Regions from separate parts of the Homo sapiens genome. Here regions 2 and 3 are each linked to region 1. Evidence: read pairs that join two places in POLR2A ChIA-PET (ENCODE). Cell type or tissue: OCI-LY7. All regions are shown on one strand.

Region 1 (8,000 bases):
AATAAGTGACTAAACTAGGATTTGATTCTAGAGCCTACGGGCTAAACCAGAAGTTGGCAAACTGGCCCTTGGGCCAATTCTGGTCTGCCACCTGTTTTTGTAAGTAACGTGTTATTGGAATACACCAACACTCATTTGTTTATGTATTTGTGGCTGCTTTTGAGCTGCAACGGCAGACTTGAATGTTATACCAGACACCGCATGGCCCATAAAGCCTAAAATATTTATTATCTGACTAGGTACAGAAAAAGTTTGCTGAGCAGAGCTAACCCATCCTCTGCACTGCCTCTAACGCAAGGTGGACCTTTTCCCAACTCTGGCCGTGAGCCTCATCACAGGGAGCAGAGACCAAGCAGTGAGAGGGAAAAACAGGAATCTCAGTTGTCCTCAATAGTGCCTGGAGATTCAGGGGAATCACTGGCCAGCACAGGGGATATGATAAGCTCCCTGCTTTGTTCCCAAATATTTTTGCAGCAGGGCCCATAGATACAGAACGTAAGCTCCAAAGAAAGCAGGAACTGTCTGCTTAGCCCACTGCTGGCACCTTACTTTTTTTAACAAATGGAAAAATGCATTATTTATGTTTGTGAATCAGGGACCACGTGTACTTTACTTGATGACAAACGTGGAACAGATTAAAGGCCCACAGACACACTGTCCATGAGTATCGCAATCAAGGTTCTGGTTTGTTTTGTCTTGTAGGAGGATGAACTGCTCTAGCAGGATCTCTACCAGCGAGGAAGGTCATCTCCAGCCACCCTGGAATATTCCTTGGCTCCTAAGAGCTCCAGTCACTGATCATTCTGTTTGCCAAGATTTGAGAACCAACCATTTAAATTGCAAAAACTTTCCACCTAATTATCGAATGAATACTAATGCAGTGGCAGAGTTGTAAATGCTCGTTTGGTTTCCCTTTCATCCAACTGAATGACTTTTGATTTTTGGAGAAGGATTCGAAAACTGCATGGAGGGAACCCTTTTTAGAAAACAGGGCTGGACATGGAAGGATAAGGACAGACTGGACACTGTGTGATCCCACTGAGTGATGCCTGTTCCCAACAGGACGAACCCTCGTGTGTGTTTCAACCAATACAGATTCATCATTGAACTTAACAAAAAAATCTTACTCAGCTGAATCAAACTGTTACTGGAGGGTGGCAAAGTATCTATGAAAGAGTGGGTAGGGAAGAAAAGACTAATGTGATGGAAAGCAAGTTAGAATGGCAGTTAGTTGGCGAGAAAGGGCCCAGAGAGGGGAGCCTGGAGACACTGGGAAGCACTCATGCTACAGACCGAAAAGGAGGAAACGGGGTGGGGGCTCAAAGAGGTGCCTCAAATTGGACCTGATGCCAACTGATGGCACCCTGTTTGCAAAGCCTGGCTGCTACCCAGAACTGCTCAAATGTGGATGCCAGCCTTTCTGCCCTGGTGCATCCCTTCCCAGTAACTTGGCACTGGGGAAGTCTTGCAACTCTCACATTTATAGACCTCAACAAAACACCATTACGTGATTGAACCCCTGCCTAAAATCAGATCTGAATATGTATTTAAAATGAAGCATGGCAGCTGTCGTAAAATTCTCAGCATCTTTTTGACGCCATCCTCTAGTGGCTTTCTGCCCAGTCTCTTGCAGTTGTGTTTTTTTAAAATGCTCTAAGCAAATGAGCTAATGTAATTTGAGTAAAATCTAGGAACTATAAGCTGAAAGGTATTTAAAGCAAAGGTTAGAATGCAGTTCATGTAGATGCTCCAAACACAGACCTCACTAGGCTGAAGAGCAGAGCCTCCACCCCATGCAACTCTGCTGATGCCACCTCTCCCCAGGATGCTCACAGCCTTGGGCTGGCGCTCCTGCCAAGTCCACAGCCCTCCCAGGAGGAGGAATAGTAAGCAGCAACAGCCCTGCGGCCTCTGACCAGCCTCCCAAGAGAAATGCTTCGTTTTGCTCAGGTCCTCTGGCCTGTATTTTGTTTGTTTGTTTAGAACTCTGACCTTTATAAAAAGCTGAACTCATTGCCCAGAAAAACAGGAAGTTTACTCACCAGGAAGCCACGACAATGAAGCACAAAGAGTGGGTCAATATTTCTCCAGCAGCAAAGCTAAGTCTCAGACATTACTGTGAGGAACCCTGTGGGGAACGCCCGTGCTGTTCCTCCCTCGAATGCACTCTTTCTGCGTCAACAGCCCCTGACCCAGTGACTGCTCGTGATCAACACCATGGCATAACATTCGGTAAGGAAGGTTCTTTCTGGCTCCTCAGGTTCCTCCCCTGCCTGAGACAGCTGAAGAATGCTGGCACTCAGTCCTGAAACTCTCTCTAGAAGGATCCATCCGTCACAGAGGTGGTGTGACATCAGGGATGGGGCTCAAGAAGGTGGTCCTGTCCAGTACCCCAGGTCTGCATCCTCAGCTGCAGGGTAGGGGTGGAAACAGATAATGAAGCAAGGGAAGAAATACAAATTGAAAAGGAGCTATGCCTGGCATAGACATTTGAACCTGCCCCAAACCCTGACTTTCATCTTTGTACTTGAATTCCTCTAAATATTATAAAGCATCTTTGAAAAGAATCTCATTCTTTTCTCTCTATTGATAGATAGACAAATAGTAGTTACACAGATACATGCACCTTTTTATTTATACATATTGTAATATATATAACTATACAAATAATTTTTTAAAATTATTTTTTCTCTATTTTTGAAGAGCAGAGACTGCAAGCTGGTTCTTACTGGTTGAATCCTACTGGTGTCTAAAGCAATAGATGCATATTTGACCTACACAGAGTTCTAAGTTTTTTGTTTGTTTTCTTGAGTCAGGGTCTCACTTTGTTGCCCAGGCTGGAGTGCACTGGCGTGATCTTGGCTCACTGTAACCTCTGCCTCCCAGGTTCAAGTGATTCTCGTGCCCAGGTTCAAGTGATTCTCGTAGCTAGGATTATGGGTGCATGCCACCACACCCTGCTATTTTTTGTAGAGGCTGGGTTTCGCCATGTTGCCCAGGCTGATTTCAAACTTGTGAGCTTAAGCAACCTGCCTGCCTTGGCCTCTTAAAGTGCTGAGACCACAGGTGTGAGCTACCACATCCGGACAGCTCTAAATTTTTTTTTTTTTTTTTTTTTTTTTGAGACAGAGTCTTGCTCTGTTGCCCAGGCTGGAGTGCAGTGGCACAAACTCGGCTCACTGCAACTTCCGCCTCCCAGGTATAAGTGATTCTCGTGTCTCAGCCTCTGGAGTAGCTGGGAGTACAGGCACATGCCACCAAACCCGGCTAATTTTTGTATTTTTAGTAGAGATTGGGTTTCGCCATGTTGGCCAGTCTTGAACTCCTGACCTCAAGTGATCTGCCTGCCTCATCCTCCCAAAGTACTGGGATTACAGAAGTGAGCCACTGCACAGGGCCTGGTTCTAAGTTTTAACATTAGAACTCTGCCAACATTAAGATAAATCAGAATGTATCATATAAAAACCTGGATTTCTGGCTTCTCTGGAAGAAGGAAGATCCGGCAATAGAGGGCCTGGACTCGCCTGTGAGAAACATCGAGTGGGGCAGGGTAGCCGTAGCTGCCACCTGCAGACAGAGCTGAAGCTTACCAGCTCACCCCAGTCTCCACCACTCCCTCCTGCTTCAATCCCGAGGCCTGCCGTTCATTGCCATTTATTATCTGTGAATCATTTCACTCGTCTGTGCTCCCAAGGACATCTAACCAAAGAGCCCCTGCCATTTAGTATTTGCCACAAACATCAACTTTAACCAAACATCAGTTTAACAAAGTAATTTGAACAACTGCATGTTTTACATCCTTTGGGATTCATTCTCTCTGGATAAGACCTATATGTTTCTTTTGTGGGGGGCATGAAGGAGGTTTATTATCCCCCCAAGACCACTCTTCCCCACCCCCCAGATCTGTATGTTTCTTGGAGAACAACAGAAGAAGGAAAAGAGGAGCATCAGCATCCCATTAGTGTCAACATTTCAGTAGCAGTTCAGCATCTACACACATGTGTGCGTGTGCACGTGTACTGCTCTAGAGCGGGGAAATTCCAGGGAATTCTAACAAGTCTGAAGAAGAGAAAGATTCACGAAGGAATTAACCAGTTACACAGACTGAAAAGGCTACTCTAGGAGTCCCTCGAACAGCCAAAATGAAGGGTGATTAGAGAAACAGACAAATATTAGAAGTTGTGCCTTTAAAACATAAGGAAGGTGCTTACAGAAAAGAACCGTTTACTAAAAGCTGAGATGTCGGTAAATGAAGAGGAGAAGGGAGAGAGAGGAGAAGAAAAAGAGGAGTAAGGAGCAGAGGAGGAGAAGTAAAAAGACCAGTGAATCCGGGACAGAGGCAAACACAAATACCAAGAGGAAGAAGAGAAGGAGGTGGCCTTTGCTAAACATCTGGAGCATAAATAAAAAGGGATCACACACAAAGGCATATTTGTTTAAGCTGCTCTTTCAGAACAAAATTAGGAACCTTGTACTTTCTGTAGAAAAAAAAAGTCTCAGATGATAGCCTGATTACACACAAATGAGCTCCCAAGGAAAGGCCAAAATGACTTCCTCCTTTTCAGAAGAGCACAAGTCCTCCTTTGTAAGAACAATCCTGCCCTCAGAGCCTGCTTCTCTCCCCAGTGATGTGCAAACAGATCTCTTATGCAGAAATCAACCATGCTCTCAGTTCTGCGATATTTCCAGTTTCCATTTTCTAAGTGGTAAGAGTCATAAAAAGTCAACAGCTTGCAAAGGAAAGGGAACGAACAACATTCATGTTTTTAAATAAAGAAAAAGATCATTAACATTGAGATTACTTTTTTTTTGCTTTTCAAAAATGTGACCACAACATCTCGGCCGTTCCTGAAGTTGGGCTTTCTAAAGGAAAGGTGTTTCCGGGCATTTTGTTATCCTCACCTCGAATTTCTGCCTGAGTTCCATGTTTCCTTCCTCGTCCCCTTCCGGAATGGGTACGTTGTAGTACTCACCTTCTTCTTGGTTAAGCAACTTGTACCTTTCAAGGACGGGAGAAGAAGAGTTACCACCGCAAGTTTAACAAGCCTTTCCTGCAGCCTCTAGTCGAGCGGTTTTGTGAAACGCATCCTACGGAGAGGCTACAGCCAGATCAGTAGACATTTGACTTTTTTTACATTTTTATATTTTTGAGACAGGGTAGCTCTGTTGTGCAGGCTGGGGGACGGTGGCGGAATCAAAGCTCACTGCAGCCTCAGCCTCCTGGGCTCAAGTGATCCTCATGCCTCGGCCTCCTGGGTAGCTGGGACTACAGGGGTACACCACCACACCTGGCTAATTTTTGTATTTTCTGTAGAGGTGGGGTTTCTCCATGTTGCCCAGGCTGGTCTCAAACCTCAGAGCTCAAGCAATCCACCTGCCTCGGCCTCTTGAAGTGCTGGGATTACAAGCATGAGGCACCATGTCCAGCCTCAACTGACATTTGAGAGACTGAAACCTAACTGTCTAAATGGTCTGATGCTTTGAGACATACTCAACCTAAGCGGCTTCCATACCATCCACTGGCCGGCATCTTCATCAGCTCCGAAACTCCAAAGGAAAGGGATCCCATGAAGTCATTCCTTGTTGTTCGATCCCAGTCCCAGATTTCTACAGACAGTCGTCGGTCTTTGTCTGAAGGTTTCAATTTGCTACAAGACACACACACATGCAAACACTAGGTTATCTTGATCATGGTTTCTTGGGAGATACCACATGTATATGACTCGAGCCTGAGATAAAGAAATAGTATATTTGTCTTCCTGGTCCAGTAAAATACCAACCCCTTATGCTGGCAAGCAAAGCGCTACAGGAGTTAACAAACTATGACCCATGGGCCAAATCTATCCCACTGTCTATTTTTATAAATAAAGTTTTATTAGGACCCAGCCATGGCTATCTGTTTACATATTGCCTATGGCTCCTTTGGCACTAGAAAGTTATACCGGTGCAACAGAGGCTATATGACCCACAAGGCCTAAAATATATACTATCTGATCCTTTATAGAGCAGAGCTTGCTGGTCCCTCTAGAACAGACAGCTACCTTTCTGGTTGTCCACAGAAAAACTGCTTCCTGTATACTACTCTACAAAGGGGAACTCTTGCTTTCCCTCAGCTACACTCAGTCCTCCTGATTTATTTATTCCCTCCTTCCTTCTTCCCCTTCTCTACCTCTGAAATCCTGGCAACCCTCCCAGGCTGGCTTTAAATGTCACCTTTTCCAGGAAGTCTTCTCTCTTTGAAGGCAAGAATGATCTTCCCATTTCAGTGGCAATAACACTTTCTATGTTACTCACTCATTCTGTGGTCTAAAAATTATTTAAATTCTTGCCTTATGCCCTCCCCTAACTCCCAAAAGAACCTAAGTCCATCAAGAGGTGGACACACCTGACACATTTTTAGCTTAAATTCTATTTACCTTAATTCTATTTCCTTAAATAGAATTGTTTATCCAGATTAGATAATAATAATCTGAGGCCTGAATTATGCAACTCTTGATAAATCAAATTACTATCTATCGAACAGGTGCTAATAGCTACCTCCCTAATGGCAGCCTGAGGAGGTCTTAGGACTGAAGACATGTTTAAAGACGTTTATAATGAACCTACTTCATTACCTCAAATAATGAGGTGGGCAACTGCATGGTGTATAGGAATGAAATTTGATCAAGGAGAGACCACTTACAATGTAAAGGACTCATTCCACTGCGGATTTAGTGTGGAGCGGATGGTTTTGGTTTTTTGCTTGCTTTCATTCTTGGGATCAGGAATAAGTTTCAGCTTCACATAAGGATCTGAAAGCCCGTTTGGATCCATAGGGATTAGATTTTTTGCATCTCGTACTGTGAAGAGAGAAGGAAGAAAATATTACAAAAAGAGAACAGACCTATATTGCCCGCTGTCTTGTGTCAATACCAAGCTGAATAAAAGAGACGTCAGAATGGCGTTTAAGGAGACAGATGGTGGAAGCCAAAAGCCTCTAACACTCGACATGAGAAAAGCTACCCGCTGCCACCACCGGCAGAGATAATGGGCATCGTGTGGGCCCTTGTGGGTGGGTCTTGGGACTTAGCACCAGCCTGGACTGGCAGCATCAGCAACACTAAGATATCTATTAGAAATGCAGAAACCCAGGTCCCACCCCAAACCTGCCAAAGCAGAATCTGTAATTTAACAAGATTCCCAGGTGACCTTTGCAGCTCCCCAGGAGTAATGGTGCACCCTCCCTGCATGGAAGCGACCAGCCCAACCTGGTCTATGGTGCCACACACGCACCTGAGCTCCCAGAAGGTGTTATCCCTTTTTGTGGGTAAAGGCCAATGGCTTCCAACTCTGACTGTACATTGGAATCACATGGGGGTTGGGGAATGGGGGAGTTAAAAATTCTAATCCCCAGAATTAAACTAGAATCTCCAAGGAATGTGGCTCAAGTATTCGTTTTTAAAAGCTCCTTGGGTGATTCTACTGGGCAGCAGGGGCAAGCACCACTGCTGTATACAGTTGTAACTCAGAATTGCTGGTCCATGGACCGGCAGCATCTATATCACCTGGGAGCTCATTAGACATGCAGAACCTTGGGTCCCACCTCAGACTTAATAACTCAGAATCCTCACTTTAACAAGACCTCCAGGTGCTTCCAATGCAATCTTAGCTTGAGAAACCTGATATGGGAATCAAAAATAATTAGAAGGAAAGGCCATTTCATCCACAGAGGAAAACAGGCTCAAAGATTTAAGAGCTGGCAGAGGCTCACAACCATGAGAAGCTGTCTAAAGCCACTGCACGTCAACGTAAAAGATAATTATCTACTGCTATGATGAAGGGACAAAAGCCTGAGTCTCCTATCTCAAATGCCTTCCTATCTTCCCATGGCATCTTTCCCAGTAAGGCTGAATTATCAGATACCCAACTGGTCAGACACCATCAACACACATATAACTGGGACCAGGCTCCCTGATTCAGTGGTTCCCACAGTGTGGTCCCTGGACCGGCGGCACTGGCAA
Region 2 (8,000 bases), 470 kb after region 1:
TCCACTAGGGTAAGTTTCTACTGGGATTGGAGGTTAAGGAATACTACATGTGAGAGAGAAATACACACCTTTCATCTGAAACACCAATCTACCAATGGGTCTGGTAACAAATGACCTTAAGAAAATTGGCTTCGAAGACATAATGTTACATTTTTCTTTCTTTTTTTTTTTTTCCTTTCTTTTTGCTCTGTCACCCAGGCTAGAGTGCAGTGGTGCGATCTTGGCTCACTGCAACCTCCACCTCCTGGGTTCAAGCAATTCTCCTGCCTCAGCTTCCCAAGTAGCTGGGATTACAGGCGCCTACCACCACACCCAGATAATTTTTGTATTTTTAGTAGAGATGGGGTTTCACCATCTTGGCCAGGCTGGTCTTGGACTCCTGACCTTGTGATCCACCCTCCTTGGCCTCCCAAAGTGCTGGGATTACAGGTGTGAGCCACCATGGCATCCTGCTCCTTTCCTTTCCTTTCCTTTCCTTTCCTTTCCTTTCCTTTCCTTTCCTTTCCTTTCCTTTCCTTTCCTTTCCTTTCCTTTCCTTTCCTTTCCCTTCCCTTCCCTTCCCTTCCCTTCCCTTCCCTTCCCTTCCCTTCCCTTCCCTTCTCTTCCTTTCTTCTTTCTTTCTTTCTTTTTCTTTCTTTCTTTCTCTTTCCCTCCCTCCCTTCCTTCCGTCTTTCTTTTCTTTTCTTTCTTTCTTTGTCTGTCTCTCTCCTTCCTTACTTTTTCCTTCCTTTCCTTCTTTTCTTTTCTTTTTTTTTTTTTTTTTTTTTACAGGATCTTCCTCTGTTGCTCAGTCTAGAGTGCAGTGGCACAATCATGGCTCACTGCAGCCTCGACCTCCCAGGTTAAATCCTTTTGAATCCTTCCTTCCACCTCTACCTCTCGAGTAGCTTGGACTATAGGCACACACTACCACGGCCTGGTGACTTTTTGTAGAAATTGGGCCTTTGCCACATTGCCCAGGCTCAAACTCTTGGGCTCAAGTGATCCGCCCATCTCGGCCTCCCAAAGTGCTGGGATTACAGGCATGAGCCAAAGTACCCAGTCAGAATGCTATATTTTCATTGGAAATAGACTGCATTGCTTTTATTCATTGGTGTCAGTAGGCTGTAAGAAAATGAATAATGAAGATTACTCAGTTTGGTTCACTTTTGTCATCCTGAAAAAGAGATGGTTCTTTGCTTTATATTAGAAACAGTCATCTTGGCCAACTCTTTAAAGATGAGGGATTTAAGGGTTTGGATTCTCCACTCACCAGCTGTGGAACCCTGCAGTGATTCACCTGCATCATTGGTTGGGAGGCTCCATGAGCCATAGATGAGTACTAAGTTTGTCAGGAAGACAGCATTATACGATGGAAAAGAAGTCAATAGCATTAACATGAAGCAATGCTCAATGGAGAAGATATTTGAGATGTCAGTGATGGATTATTTTACTCCTTGATAGAATGAATTTTCCTTTTGCAGGTTTTATCTGAATGGCGCTGATTCTGCCAAGTGCACTGAGGAAGGAAAATGGAGCCCGGAGCTTCCTGTCTGTGCTCGTAAGTCTGTGGGCAAGGTGATCAGCTGGTTTGCCCAGAACCTTTCTGGTTTTAGCACTCAAAGTCTCACATCTGGAATCTCTTCAGTCACAGCTCAATGAGATGAATGGTCACCCTTGTGGGGGATATTCATCCTGGTATCTTGCTCTAGAAGATGAAACAACCACTTTGGAATGACAGAAGGGAAGCATTTTACTCACGGACACATTCTGTATTCTCCACCTCGCGGTCATTACTCTATCTAAGCCAGTCATTTCTGGGTGTGTTGACTCCAATGCTCTCATAGTGCTTTGGAAGTGGCTTGGATATGTGTGGCATTGGTATATCAGGGACTGTCACCACTTAACTAGAGGAACTTCTGCAAACAGTGAGATCAAACAAACATCTTCCTCCCACTCTGGAATTCATTCATTCATTTATTAACTTATTCAATAAACATGAATTGAGGATCTACTGTATGCTGGATCCTCTTGTTAGCACTGAGGCTGCAAGGCCAAAGGAGGCAGCTTTGCCTTCAGAGAGTAAGCCTAGTGACTTACGGGACAGACGAGGAGGAAAGTCACCCTCACAGTAAGCCAACAGCCCATCAAAGGGGCTTGCATCCTAGGAGCTGATTGGCATTCCTCCAAAAAGCACTGTTGTTTTTTCAGAGGATCCTCAGCCAAGCTGTCAGAGTCATCTCTGGGCTTTGCTTATGTAGGGAAGGACGTTCTTATGTTCCCCAACTTGTGATTTATACATCTTTGACCAGGAGGCCCAGGCATTTCAATACTAATTATAGTTCTTCAACATGTCAGTGAAGTCTGTCTTTAGCAAAAGCAAGAGGAGGGCAGGTGCAGTGGTTCACGCCTGTAATGCCAGCACTTTGGGAGTCCGAGGAGGGTGGCTCACCTGAGGTCAGGAGTTCGAGACCAGCCTGACCAACATGGAGAAACTCCGTCTCTACTAAAAATATAAAATCAGCTGGGCATGGTGGCGCATGCCTCTAATCCCAGCCAATTGGGAGGCTGAGGCAAGAGAATCACTTGAACCCGGGAGGCGGAGGTTGCAGTGAGCTGAGATCGCACCATTGCACTCCAGCCTGGGCAACAAGAGTGAAACTCCATCTCAAAAAAAAAAAAAAAAAAAAAGCAAGTGGAAAGTAAAGCAATTTCAAATAAATAATTGTTTAAGAAGACCTGAACAAGCAAAAACGAAAGTTTTTAAAGGACAAATTAAGTAAAATTTTCACTCAGCAGTAGGAATCACGATGGTTCCTACAGTTTTCACTTAAAACAGATTTATACCGATTATGTAAATTTGCTTCTTTATTTAGAGGTAGGGTCTTGCTCTGTTGCCCAGGCCGGAGTGCAGTGGCGTGATCACAGCTCACTGTAACTTCGATCTCCTGGGGCCAAGTGATCCTCTCAGTCTCCTGAGCAGCTGAGACTATAGATGAGCGCCACCAGATCTGGCTAGTTTTTAAAAATTTTGGTGGAGACAGGGTCTTGCTCTGTTGCCCAGACTGGTCTTGAACTCTTGGTTTCAAGCAACCTTACCTGCCTCAGCCTCTCAGGGCTCTGGGATTACAGGCGTGAACCACGGTGCCTAGCCATAAACTCACTTTCCAAAAGGGTTGTAAATAGAAAGACTGCTTGAGCTTTAATCTAATTTAAATGAGTATTTCTCATACTTGAATGCACATATGAGTCTCCTGGGCACCTTGTTAAAATGTAGATTCTGATTCAGGCACCTGCAGTGGGGTCTGAGCTTCTGCATTTCCAACAAGCTATTTTCCCAGGCTATGCCCGTGCTGCTAGCCCCTGGACCACATTTTGAGCAGCAGGGATCTAGGGAAGTCAAGGTAAATCGCATTTTGGTCAGCACTATCTTCTTTTATGCTAGTATAACTTGTTGAAGCTCCATAGTACTCAGGTCAGGGTGACAAGCCACTACTATCTCTCTGGGTTCCTGAAGCTACTTGGGTAAGCTCCATCCATACCAAGAATCCAAAAGCAGGGAGGTATTCAGCAGAAACAGACTGAACTGGTAATGGAACTCATTCCCAAACTACTATGTACCAAGTTGCTGTCACCAGCCATTATTTCAGGATGGTCCCTCAGCACTGAGGGACAAATTCTGCCTTCCAGAAGCATCTTCCAAGGTAGTATATGAATAAAAGATTTTATAAAACCTAACCATTGTGTTGTTGCAAAAGGCAGTGGCAAGACTTAAATTTCCTTCATTTTTTTGGTGTTTTGACTGGTTTGGACATCTGACTTGAGGGCTTCCTTCCTTCCTTCCTTCCTTCCTTCCTTCCTTCCTTCCTTCCTTCCTCCCTCCCTCCCCTCCCCTCCCCTCCTCTTTCTTTCTTTCCTTTCTTTCTTTCTTTCCTTCCTTTCTTCCCTCCCTCCCTCCCTTCTGACTTCCTTCCTTCCTTCCTTCCTTCCTTTCTTTCTCTCTCTCTCTTTCTTTCTGTCTTTATTTATTTATTTATTTATTTCCTTCCTTCTTTCTTTCTCTTTTCTGAGACAGACTCACTCTGTTGCCCAGGCTGGAGTGCAGTGGTGCGATTTTGGCTCACTGCAACCTCCGCCTCCCAGGTTCAAGCGATTCTCCTGCCTCAGCCTCTGGAGTAGCTGGGACCACAGACACACACCTCCATGCCTGGCTCATTTTTGTATTTTTGGTAGAGACGGGGTTTCACCATGTTGACCAGGCTGGTCTGAAATTCCTGACTTCTAGTGATCTGCCCACCTCAGCCTCCCAAAGTGTTGGGATTACAGGCGTGAGCCACCGTGCCCGGCAGGTCATATTTTCCTATTAGGCATCCACAATTGACAATTTTTACCCTGCTAATTTGATCAGTTTGCATTTTCTCAAGTTTATCCTTAGGGTTTTTTTTTTCTTTCTGGAAAGAGTATATTTAAAAGCCTTAACTATTTTCATAGAAATGATAGTTCTTTATTTTCCCAGCCATCATCTGCCCTCCACCATCCATACCTACGTTTGCAACACTTCGTGTTTATAAGCCATCAGCTGGAAACAATTCCCTCTATCGGGACACAGCAGTTTTTGAATGTTTGCCACAACATGCGATGTTTGGAAATGATACAATTACCTGCACGACACATGGAAATTGGACTAAATTACCAGAATGCAGGGGTAAGTGCAATGATCAGACAAAATACGCATGGTAGGGCAAGATCCCATTTGTGAAAGGTATTGAAAATTCTGACTATCATGGAGTGTTTCCAATGAACTCATTCAACAGCTGTTTATTGAGCATCTACCATGTGCCAGGCAGTGTGCTGGGCACTGTGGATTCCCGATGAATGAGACCTGGCTTCTGACCCAAGGGAATTATAAATAATGCAATTAACTGTCTGGAGCTGCCTGGGACAGCTTCCCATAGGTGGTGACCTTTGAAATGGGTCTTGGAGGAGCAGTAGAGAATGAGGAGAAGGCATACCACACATGGGGGAGACATGAAAGGCAGGATGTATCCATGGACAGCTGGACATTTCAGCGAGGCTGGTGAAGTTCTCTTCTGGGTGAAGTTCCTGGGTTAAATTGGAGAGTCCTAGGAGATGAAGGTTAAGACTGGGTTGCTGTCTGATTGTTACACATTTTAAAAATCTTTACCCAAGTTTAAGAATCACAGAAATATTTGATTTTTAAGAAATTATGAAAATTATTTCGTCTCTAACTTGACCTGTCATTACTATCTTCAAGTTTGTCAGCTGCATAACAAACAGACAAATTATAAAGTTTATCATGTGCACAAATAGTTTGTTTTTTTCTTTTTTTTGAGATAGTCTCACTCTGTCACTCAGGCTGGAGTGCAGTGGGGTGATTTTGGCTTACTGCCACCTGGGTTCAAGCGATTCTCATGCCTTGGCCTCCCAAGTAGCCGGGATTACAGGTGCCCGTCACCATACTTGGCTAATTTTTGTATTTTTAGTAGAGACGGAGTTTCACCATGATCATCTGGCTGGTCTGAAATGCCTGACCTCAAGTAATCTGCCTGCCTCAGTCTCTCAAAGTGCTGGGCTTACAGGTGTAAGCCACTGCTCCTGGCCAAGAGTTATTCTCGTGACTATTAACTTCTCCAGTGGTAGATATTACAGATATCCAGTGAACGATTCAAAACATAAGTGATTTTCAGCATGGAGGAGCTACCAATAACAGTAGTAACTTGTACCTTTCTGGGCACTCAACTATGGGCCAGGCACTGGTCTCCTGCTACATATGTGTCATCTGACCTCATTCTCCCAAGTCCTAAAAAGTAGGTTCCTTTTTTTTTCAATTTCACCTAGACGTATCAACTGTTAATATGTTGTAACATTTTTCTCTCTGTTTCTCCATAGAAAGATCCCTTTTATTTCCTGCATCATCTGAAAATAAGTTGTATATATTACGATACTTGCCCATAAAGCCTTCAGCCTGAATATACTAAGAACAAGGACATTTTATATCATCACTTCATATGTTTTGGATTATTAACAATAATAATCCAAACCATTCTAATAACATAACAACAACGATATCATGCAACATTTATCTCAGATGCAAATTTTCCCAATTGACCCAGAAGTATCTCTTATACATGAGTTTTGTTTTATGCAGGATCTAATCAAGAATCACACCTTTAATTTAGTTGTCATGTCTCTCTAGTCTCCTATAATAATAATTATTATTATTATTTTGAAATGGTGTCTCACTCTGTCACCCAGGCTGGAGTGCAGTGGTGCAATTTTGGCTCACTGCAACATCTACCTCCCAGGTTTGAGCAATTCTCCTGCCTCAGCCTCCCAAGTAGCTGGGAATATAGGCACCTGCCACCACGCCCAGCTAATTTTTATAATTTTAGTAGAGATGGGATTTCACTGTGTTGGCCAGGCTGGTCTCAAACTCCCGAACTAAAATGATCCGCCTGCCTCAGCCTCCCAAACTGCTGGGATTACAGGCGTGAGCCTAGTCTCCTATAATTAAGAATAAGTCCTTGCCTCTTTTGTTGTCTTTCATTGACATTTTTGAAGAGTACAGGCTAGTTGTCTTGTAGAATGTTCCATAATCTGAACTTGATTGGTTATTTACTCATGATTAGATTCATGTTAAATATTACTGTTAAGAATACATTCTGCACTTTGGGAGGCCGAGGCAGGTGGATCATGGGGTCAGGAGTTCAAGACCAGCCTGGCCAATATGGTGAAACCCCGTCTCTACTAAAAATACAAAAATTAGCTGGGTGTGGTGGCGTGCGCCTGTAGTCTCAGCTGCTCAGGAGGTTGAGGCAGGAGAATCGCTTGAACCAGGAGGGGGAGGTTGCAGTGAGCCAAGATTGCACCACTGCACTCCAGCCTGGGCAACAGAGTGAGACTCTGTGTCAAAAAAAAAAAATACATTCTGTCATATCAGGAAGCACATAGTGTCAGCTGTTCCATCACTGGCCATGCTTAGTTTGATACTTAGTCAGTTGAGGGGTGCTAGATCACCTTTTGGTAAAGGCACTGCTTTTTCTTTGGAATAGTAAGCAACCTGTGGGTGATACTTTGAAACCATGTGAATATCCACTGTTGGGCAGTCATGGTAGAATCCAATGATGATCCTTGAATCTGTCAATTATGACATTGGAGGCTGAAAAATGGTGACTTTCTAATTCTATCTTTTCCTTCTACATTTATTCACTGGCTTCCCTCTATAGAGAAGAGCTTTCCCTCCATCCACCATTTTTTAGTATTATTATAGACACATGGATTCTTATTTTTTTTTTGAGTTGGAGTCTCACTCTGTTGCCCAGGCTGGAGCATAATGGTGCAATCTCAGCTCACTGCAAGCTTCACCTCCTGGGTTTGAGTGATTCTCCTGCCTTAGCCTCCTGAGTGGCTGGGATTACAGGTGCATGCCACCACACCCGGCTAATTTTTGTTAGTAGAGATGGGGTTTTGTCATGTTGGCCAGGCTGGTCTTGAACTTCTGACCTCCTCAGCATCCACCTCAGCCTCCCAAAGTGCCAGGATGACCGAAGTGAGCCACTGTGCCTGGCCACATGAATTCTGTTTTATTTAATGTGTGGTAGAACCAAAATTGAGCCAAGCAGTCTGACTCTGGAGTTTGTACCCTTAATTACCTCCTTAAACTACCTCTGAGAATATTGTGCTCCTGGCTCCAGCCTTGCTTTCTCGCACTGCAGCTCATAAGGACGTGGGTTTGGGCCTCTACTGTTGAGGATCTTAAGGAGGCCAGGAAGCAGCACCATTTTTCTTTGACGTATTTCCTGCTGGCTTCTTCCATAGTCTGAATTGAATAACAGTAAGATTTACTATTTTAAAGCCAAATAATGGTGTACTAAGTGTGAATGGGGGGGGGGGTTCAGTCTTTGCATTTTAATTTTATGGTTTGTTAGAAATAGACTTTGCTTTTCTTCTTTCAAACCCACCATCTTAGACTGTGTAGAGATGAAGTTTGCAATAAATAA
Region 3 (8,000 bases), 490 kb after region 1:
TACATTTTTCTACATATCTCACCTCTGTTAATTCAATCTCCCCAATCATCCCATAAGGAAAATAAATAAACTGAAGCTCAGGAAGATTATGTAACTTAGTTTACCGAGGTCACAAAGCTAATAAATGACAGAACCAGATATCTAAACTTCAGAATGATTTCTTTCGTACCATTTTTATACTGCTAGTTAAGCTATGATTTTTCCCAGTAGCTTCCTGGAAATATTTGCATTCTAAAGTTGGAGTTTTACAGCCTACTCCTGAAACAAGTTGGTAGAAAAGATTGTTGTATATTCAAGGCTTGGAAGTATCCTAGGTTGCTAGTTTTTATGGATACTGGCTAGGGCATTATGGCAATATGTATATCACTGAAGGGAAGGGAGAAAGAGTAGCCAGTTTATCTCTGTTAATATCCTATAGCATGAATTGCCCAAGAGGCTAAGATAGAAAAAGCAGCAGAAGGAGGAATGAAATGGTGAATATTGCTTAGTTCTAGCATAAGGAAGAAATCCAAAGTCACTGTGCTAAAGGCAGTGACTCTTTTCTTAGTAGTGAAAAAAAGAAAATATGCCTCCTCATTCTTAGTTTCTGCAATCTTTATACTGTATTTATTTATTTATTCTATTAAAAAAATAGAGACAGGGTCTCGCTATGTTGCTTAGGCTGGTCTGAAACTCCTGGGCTCAAGTAATCTGCCTTCCTCGGCCTCCCACAGTGTTAGGATTACAGGCGTGAGCCGCTGTGCCTGGCCTATAATGCATTCATTTGTGGTATAATCTATACTTCTGTGGTCTGTAAATAGAAAGTTCTGCATTACTTACCATTCAGTTTAAGGAATTTACCAGGTACAGGATTGTTTTCATATTTGTCTCTAATGTGTTTATATAATAATTACAATTCTTGGTATTTACAAATTGTTTTCCATCTAGATAGCTAAAAGTCATTTACATTTTTCACTCTAATGATGGAGTATCTTAATAATGCAAAATGGTGAATCACGGAAATTTGATTGCTTTGAATGTTAGCTTATGCATATTGCTAATTTTGAAACAATAAATTAAAAATATGGAAGATACTTATATCTGTCTAATATATCCATATAACTATATATAAAGTTCCACAAAAATAGATAAAGGACAAAAGAGATACTTTGCAGAAGAATAAAAGACTAATAGAGATATTTAAATATTTCAACTTCTCTAATAGTGAAAAATGCAAAGTAAAAAGGGATGCTTTTTTTTTTTACACACAATTAGCACAGATCTAAAAAACCATTAATGTGAGACAGTCATTCGCACAGACCATTGAGTGAAGTTGCAATTTGAAAAATACTTCCAGTAAGTGATTTGGCAGTACTGATCAAAAGCCTTAATGCTTTTATAATGCCCATAAGAATATCTTTTATGGAGAGAGCTAAAATTTCAACCAAGATGTATATAATCAAAGGCATTCATTGCAACATTATTTATAAGGGCAAGAATTGGTAAACACAGGAGAGTAATTGAGAAAATTATCATATCCATATGATGACATAATAAGTAGATATTAAAAATGATAATATAGATATAAAAATTTGAGTAAATATATACAAATGTTAATAGTAGTTATTACTTAATGGCAGGATTGCACATAAGTCTTTTCTTCTTTAAACTTTCCAGTATTTTTCAATTTCCTTATAAGGGAAATGAAACTTTGAAACCATGAAAACTTTTTACTTTTAATTTTTAATTTTATTTATTTATCTTTTTGAGACGGAGTTTCGCTCTTGTTGCCCAGGCTGGAGTGCAATGGTGTGATCTTGGCTCACTTCAAACTATGCCTCCCAGGTTCAAGCGATTCTCTGGCCTCAGCCTCCTGGGTAGCTGGATTACAGGCATGTGCCACCATGCCCAGCGAATTTTGTATTTTTAGTGGAGACGGGGTTTCTCCATGTTGGTCAGGCTGGTCTCGAGCTCCCGACCTTGGGTGATCCACTCGCCCTGGCCTCCTAAAATGTTGGGATTACAGGCATAAAAAAGCTATTTAATACACGTTTTACTTTTTCTGCTCTTTCTTTACATCACTCTTTTCCTTATCTTTATCTTTCCCCTTGTCAGCTTTTCTATCTTTTTGCTCTCTTTTTTCTCCTGCCCTTCTTTCTTGTCTCCATCCTGGTTGGCAATCTTGTTGTTGATGAGGTTGTGCAGGGCGACCACAGAATGGATCAGTGAGGCCCACAGAATGGATCAGTGAGGCCAAGTACACTACCACCATCTGGTCATTGGTCCTCAGGTAAAAGGCTTTAATAGGCTCCTGCAGGCTAACATCTGGCAGCAGGTTGAAGACGTCCTGCAGCTCGTAGATGATCTGGTGGTTGATGCGCAGCTTGCCTGTGGCTACTTTTTCCAGGTAGCTCCTGATATCCAGAAGCTTGGAGTTCGGTCCCTTCAAACCATGGACCCGGTTTGTGATCCGCTGGGACAGAGTGCCCACCGTTGTGTTGTGTCTTTGATGTCTCGTAACAAGTGTTCAACTCCAACTTCCTCAGCTTACTCTGCTCCAATTTCACTGGTCACATGTTCAAATGTTTTCAAGGTTGGAGTTCCATCATCTTGGATTTCTTCCACTGAAATGTATGCTTCTGTGGGCAGCCCTAGGTCCTTTGGATTCACGTCAATAATGATCAATACCGAGTTAGGATAGTATCTTTTCATGAGTTCATTGATGGTAATGCCATTCTTGTGTATTTTCAGGCCTGTGTGGTACCAGCCAACTATTCTTTCTCTGGCATTGACTTTCTTAAACATTCCATACATGTTTTCCAAATAATCATGGTCTAAAAACCACATAGAATTGTCTTTGTCATCTTCATCAAAAGGAACTGCAAAACTGTTCAATACATCAAGTACTTTCTTTTGCCATGACCCCCAAAACAGACCAATGACGCATTTCTGGATTCCAACCTTGCCGATTCGGTTGAAATGATCCACCACGCTGAGCAGCACCGGGGATGGCCCACCACCTTCTGTACTACCAGCTCTGGCATCGAGACACACCTCGCCCAGGCCTGGCTCCCTGCTACCTGCAAACACCGGCAGCGGTAGTGATTTCCCTGGGGCTCCATCAGGCCCAGGCTCTTCTTCCCTCAGCAAAACAAAAAACCCAAATAACAGTGGCTTAAACAAACAACGGTAATCTCTAGGTCTCCCACTATAGTTACTTTAATTTTATGGAGCAAGAGTTTAAATTATACAGATTGGCCGGGTGCGGTAGCTCATGCCTGTAATCCCAGCACTTTGGGAGGCCAAGGCGGGTGGATCACCTGAGGTCGGGAGTTCGAGACCAGCCCGACCAACATGGAGAAACCCTGTCTCTACTAAAAATACAAAAAATTAGTCGGGTGTGGTGGCACATGCCTGTAATTCCAGCTACTGGGGAGGCTGAGGTAGGAGAATCGCTTGAAGCTGGGAGGCGGAGTTTGCAGTAAGCACGCCATTGCACTCCAGCCTGGGCAACAAGAGCAAAACTCTGTCTCAAAAAAAAAAAAAAAAAAATATATATATATATATATATACACACATACATATCTATACAGATCATCAGATTTAATCCTTCAAGATACAGATTAGTTCAAATTACAGACGAATAATTATCTTTCTAATTAATAAAAGCTCACATTTTCCTATTGATTTTTTCTGTAGAGAATAATTGAATTCACATTGTTCAATGTCATCTAGACTAATTCTTAAGTTTATATTTTGAAAATAAGCAGATCCCTTTCAACATGGGAAGTATAGCACAGTTATCTTCCCACACAGAAAATAAAAACAATTATTTTTAGGGTCCTCTTTGTACTACCATTATCAACAATGTCACCATTTGATTTTTAAAAATTGAGATAAGATGTCATTTGTTTTTGAAACAAACCTACTTTCATTTAAGTCATTTGTAGCTGTTAGGAAACAATATTTTCAATAGAAATAGTGTTTCAATGTCACTCTCTTTTTATCAAAGATAAAACAAGGTTCTGTATATATTTTCCTATGCTGACTTTATAAGCACAGCACGGTGTTTTCTTTATTTCCTCTCTATCCCAAAACGTGATTTATATCTTTTTTTTTTTTTTTTGAGACAGAGTCTCACTCTGTCACCCAGGCTGCAGTGCGGTGGTGCGATCTTGGCTCACTGCAATGTCTGCCTCCTGGGTTCAAGCAATTCTCCTGCCTCAGCTTCCTGAGTAGCTGGGATTACAGGTGCCCACCACCAAGCCTGGCTAATTTTTGTATTTTTAGTAGAGATGGGGGTTTCACCATGTTGGTCAGTCTGGTCTCGAACTCCTGAGCTTGTGATCCGCCCACCTCGGCCTCCCAAAGTGCTGGGATTATAGGCGTGAGCCATCGCGCCCAGCTGCATTATTTATATACCTTTTAAGCCAGGTGACATAATCTGAGTTGAAATGTGGTTATTTGGTATTTGTCTTATTACCTCCTACTATCTCATAAATTTTTGGAGGGTAGAGACTTATCTTTTTTCTCATAAGTCCAGAATCTTTGTTGTAGTTAGAACCATTTGGGTTTACCCATCAGTTCAGTCCTCTGAGAAAATAACCCCAAACCCTCTCCCCAAAGTGCAAAGATGAGCTAAGAAAGTCATGTTTATACAATAGGATGCCCTATCTCCTGGCCATATCTCATTGGACTAATTGTGCTTACCTGATTCAAATTAGATCACTCAGTTTCACTCTCCGTAGCAAGAGATTTATATTCAGAAAAGTTAGTCTTCCGGGTTTCTAGACTGGAAGCTTTATGCATAGGGTGGTCATATTCTACCACATGTGCAGAGAAAAGCACGAAAATTAATGTTCATTCATTTGGTGATTCAGTGAACATTTATGGATTGTTTCTATATGGTAGGTACCCTGCAAGGTGCTGTCTGTGCAATGGTGAACCTAACAGGTATCGTCTTCATTCTTTTGGAAACTATAGGCATTTTTAAAAGATTACACCTGGGTTGGGTGCAGTGGCTCACACCTGTAATCCCAACACTTTAGGAGGCAGAGGTGGGTGGATCACTTGAGGTCAGGAGTTCAAGATCAGCCTGGCCAACATGGTGAAACCCCATCTCTACCAAAAATATAAAAAATTAGCTGGGTGTGGTGGCACGCGCCTGTAATCCCAGCTACTCTGAAGGCTGAAGCAGTAGAATTGTTTGAACCCGGGAGGTGGAAGTTGCAGTGAGCTGAGATCACACCACTGCACTCCAGTCTGGACGACAGAGCGAGACTCCGTCTCAAATAAATAAATAAATAAATAAATAGATTCCACTAATTAATATTTGATGACAAATTTTGATAAATGCAATGAAGAAAAGAGAACCAGGGGATTTGAAAGGAAATAAGGGCTGGTTTGAGAATCAGTGAAGGCCTCTCTGAGGTACTGATATTTAAGCTAAGGTGAAGAGCAAAGTGTCATAGCATTTCCAGTGGAGGAAACATTCCCTTAATATGCCTGCATATACCTGATGTTCAATAAATGTACATTGAGTTGGAAGATTATTATCTTTATGCAGTAACTAGACGTAGAAGGAAAATTCATTGATTACCATAGGTGTTTGGCCATAAAACATTTATAAGACACTGCATTTTTTAGGCCACATAAGCCTGGAGCTACACTACAACAGTGACAAGAGAATATATATATATATATATATATATTTTTTTTTTTGAGACAGAGTCTCGCTATGTCGCCCAGGCTGGAGTGCAGTGGCACGATCTTGACTCACTGCAAGCTCTGCCTCCCGGGTTCATGCCATTCTCCTGCCTCAGCCTCCCAAGTAGCTGGGACTACAGGCGCCCACCACCACGCCTGCTAATTTTCTTTTTTGTATTTTTAGTAGAGATGGGGTTTCACCGTGTTAGCCAGGCGGGTCTCGATCTCCTGACCTCGTGATCCGCCTGCCTCGGCCTCCCAAAGTGCTGGGATTACAGGCGTGAGCCACCACGCCTGGCCGACAAGAGAATATTTACCTGGCTTCATCCTTGAGGTTCCTGAATAGGCTCTGAGTTCAGCAATTTCTTCCCAAATATTTGTAGAGGTCCCCAGGGTGAGTCACATGGGTGCTCTGTGTATGATGGAACTACCCTATCATAGTGCTCTGTCTCTGACTGAGCTACTTGGGAGGCTGAGGTGGGAGGATTGCTTGAGCTCAGGAGTTGGAGGCTGTAGTGAGCTATGATCATGCCACTGCACTCCAGCCTAGGTGACAGAGCCAGGCTCTGCCTCTAAAAAAAGAAAAAAGAAAATTCTCAAAGGAAGTTCTTTACACTGTAAGATTAGGAATCACTCTCTTATACAAAGAGGAAGATGCTACATGAAGGGCAACTCACGGCCAACACTTTGCTTCATGCATCATCACTTTCCCCTTCAATTTTGCATATTGCCATTGAACCAGATCTCTTTAGGATGACTTACTTTTTCTTTTTTTTTTCGAGATAGAGTCTCACTCTGTTACCCAGGCTAGAGTGCAGTGGCGTGATCTTGGCTCACTGCAACCTCCACCTCCTGGGTTCAAGCGGTTCTCCTGCCTCAGCCTCCTGAGTAGCTGGGATCACAGGCGTCTGCCACCACACCTGCTAATTTTTGTATTTTTAGTAGAGACGGGGTTTCACCATATTGGCCAGGCTGGTCTTGAACTCCTGACCTCATGATCCACCTGCCTCAGCCTCCCGAAGTGCTGGGATTACAGGCATGAGCCACCATGCTCAGCCAGGATGACTTAATTTCTAGGAGGTTCCTTGGTTCTCAGGTAAGGAGTTTCCAAGTGAAACTTGCCTACCAGTCGTCTAAACATGACATGTAGGCTTGAGTTCTAAGGTGAACACAGCTCAGGCTCAAGCTGGTATCCCTTTCATGTTATATACATATAACATAAATAATAAAACTCTCTATGCATATCTTAATATTTTTATTTGCATGTGTGTGTATATATGAATGAAAAATATATAAATGAAAATGATATATATAAATGAAAAAAATGACAATCAGCTTGTTCTTAAAAGCGGGAAGGGAGATCTACTCATCTTATTTTCACCTAAGTAGAGGAAATATTTAAAGACATTTTTCATTTTCAGTTATATTTTTCTGCTATAGTTATTTCCTCTGAGATGAGCTTGAGCTTGTTACATTTTTTCTTTGATTTATCTTCTATTTATTTATCTTCTATTTTTCTTTTCATGTTTATTTAGACACCATTTGTCAAATTCATTTCATATTCTTTCAGCAATGCAGTTTATGATTCTAAAAATTGCATATATTTATTATGCACAACATTGTGAAATGACTAAGTCAAGCTAATTAACATAAGCGTTGCTTCACATACTTATTAATTTTGTGATGAGAACACTTAAGATGTACTCTTTTAGCAATTTTCAAGAACACAATACATTATCATTTACTATGGTCACCACGTTGTAAAATAGATCGCTTAGACTTATTCCTCCAATCTAACTTAAATTTTGTTTCCTTTGACCAATGTCCTCCTCCTCCTGAGGCTGGAGTAGGGTAGTTTATCTTTTTTTTTTTTTTTGAGTCTCGCTCTGTCGCCCAGGCTAGAGTGCAGTAGCGCAATCTCGGCTCACTGCAACCTTTGCTTCCCGGGTTCAAGCAATTCTCCTGCCTCAGCCTCCCGAGTAACTGGGATTACAGCCGTGTGCCACCACGCCTGGCTAATTTTTTGTATTTTTAGGAGAGACAGGGTTTCACCGTGTTAGCCCGGATGGTCTCGATCTCCTGACCTCCTGATCCGCCCACCTTGGCCTCCCAAAGTACTGGGATTACAGACGTGAGCCACCCCGCCCGGCCAGTTTATCTATCTTGAATGTATTAACTGACTGGTTAAATTCCTGCAATTGCATGCTTGATTTTGCATCCTTGATTCTCAGTACTAATTATCTGGATTATATATCATTCCCTAGTTATAAACATGTTCAAGTATGCTTTTGAAAACTAAACATTCTTAAAAGCAT

Evidence for each region. ChIA-PET counts read pairs that join two places held together with the same protein. Peaks named below come from ENCODE experiments on the same cell type or tissue, not always from the same donor. Only the 100,000 strongest peaks of a DNase experiment are listed, where the experiment ranks them.
Region 2: POLR2A ChIA-PET joins it to region 1 with 5 read pairs; 2 of 35 experiments call an interaction of 5 or more read pairs at or near these places.
Region 3: POLR2A ChIA-PET joins it to region 1 with 5 read pairs; 2 of 35 experiments call an interaction of 5 or more read pairs at or near these places.

What each region holds. Positions count from the first base shown.
Region 1 is chr17:66,685,950-66,693,949 of GRCh38, reverse strand. PRKCA (protein kinase C alpha) reads right to left here. Exons shown (of 17, transcript NM_002737.3): 6 at 6,683-6,839; 7 at 5,514-5,648; 8 at 4,903-4,999. Among named protein-coding and RNA genes, the nearest start is that of MIR634, 97 kb to the left of the region's middle. In OCI-LY7, no CTCF peak of the experiment used is centred here; DNase peaks (open chromatin) are centred at 3,049 and 4,529; H3K4me3 peaks cover 1,235 bases; H3K27ac peaks cover 2,271 bases.
Region 2 is chr17:66,217,238-66,225,237 of GRCh38, reverse strand. APOH (apolipoprotein H) reads left to right here. Exons shown (of 8, transcript NM_000042.3): 4 at 1,464-1,540; 5 at 4,496-4,684. Among named protein-coding and RNA genes, the nearest start is that of APOH, 8.2 kb to the left of the region's middle. In OCI-LY7, no CTCF peak of the experiment used is centred here; no DNase peak of the experiment used is centred here.
Region 3 is chr17:66,192,716-66,200,715 of GRCh38, reverse strand. It overlaps the pseudogene PSMD7P1. Among named protein-coding and RNA genes, the nearest start is that of CEP112, 4.6 kb to the right of the region's middle. In OCI-LY7, no CTCF peak of the experiment used is centred here; a DNase peak (open chromatin) is centred at 6,375; H3K4me3 peaks cover 1,604 bases; H3K27ac peaks cover 1,683 bases.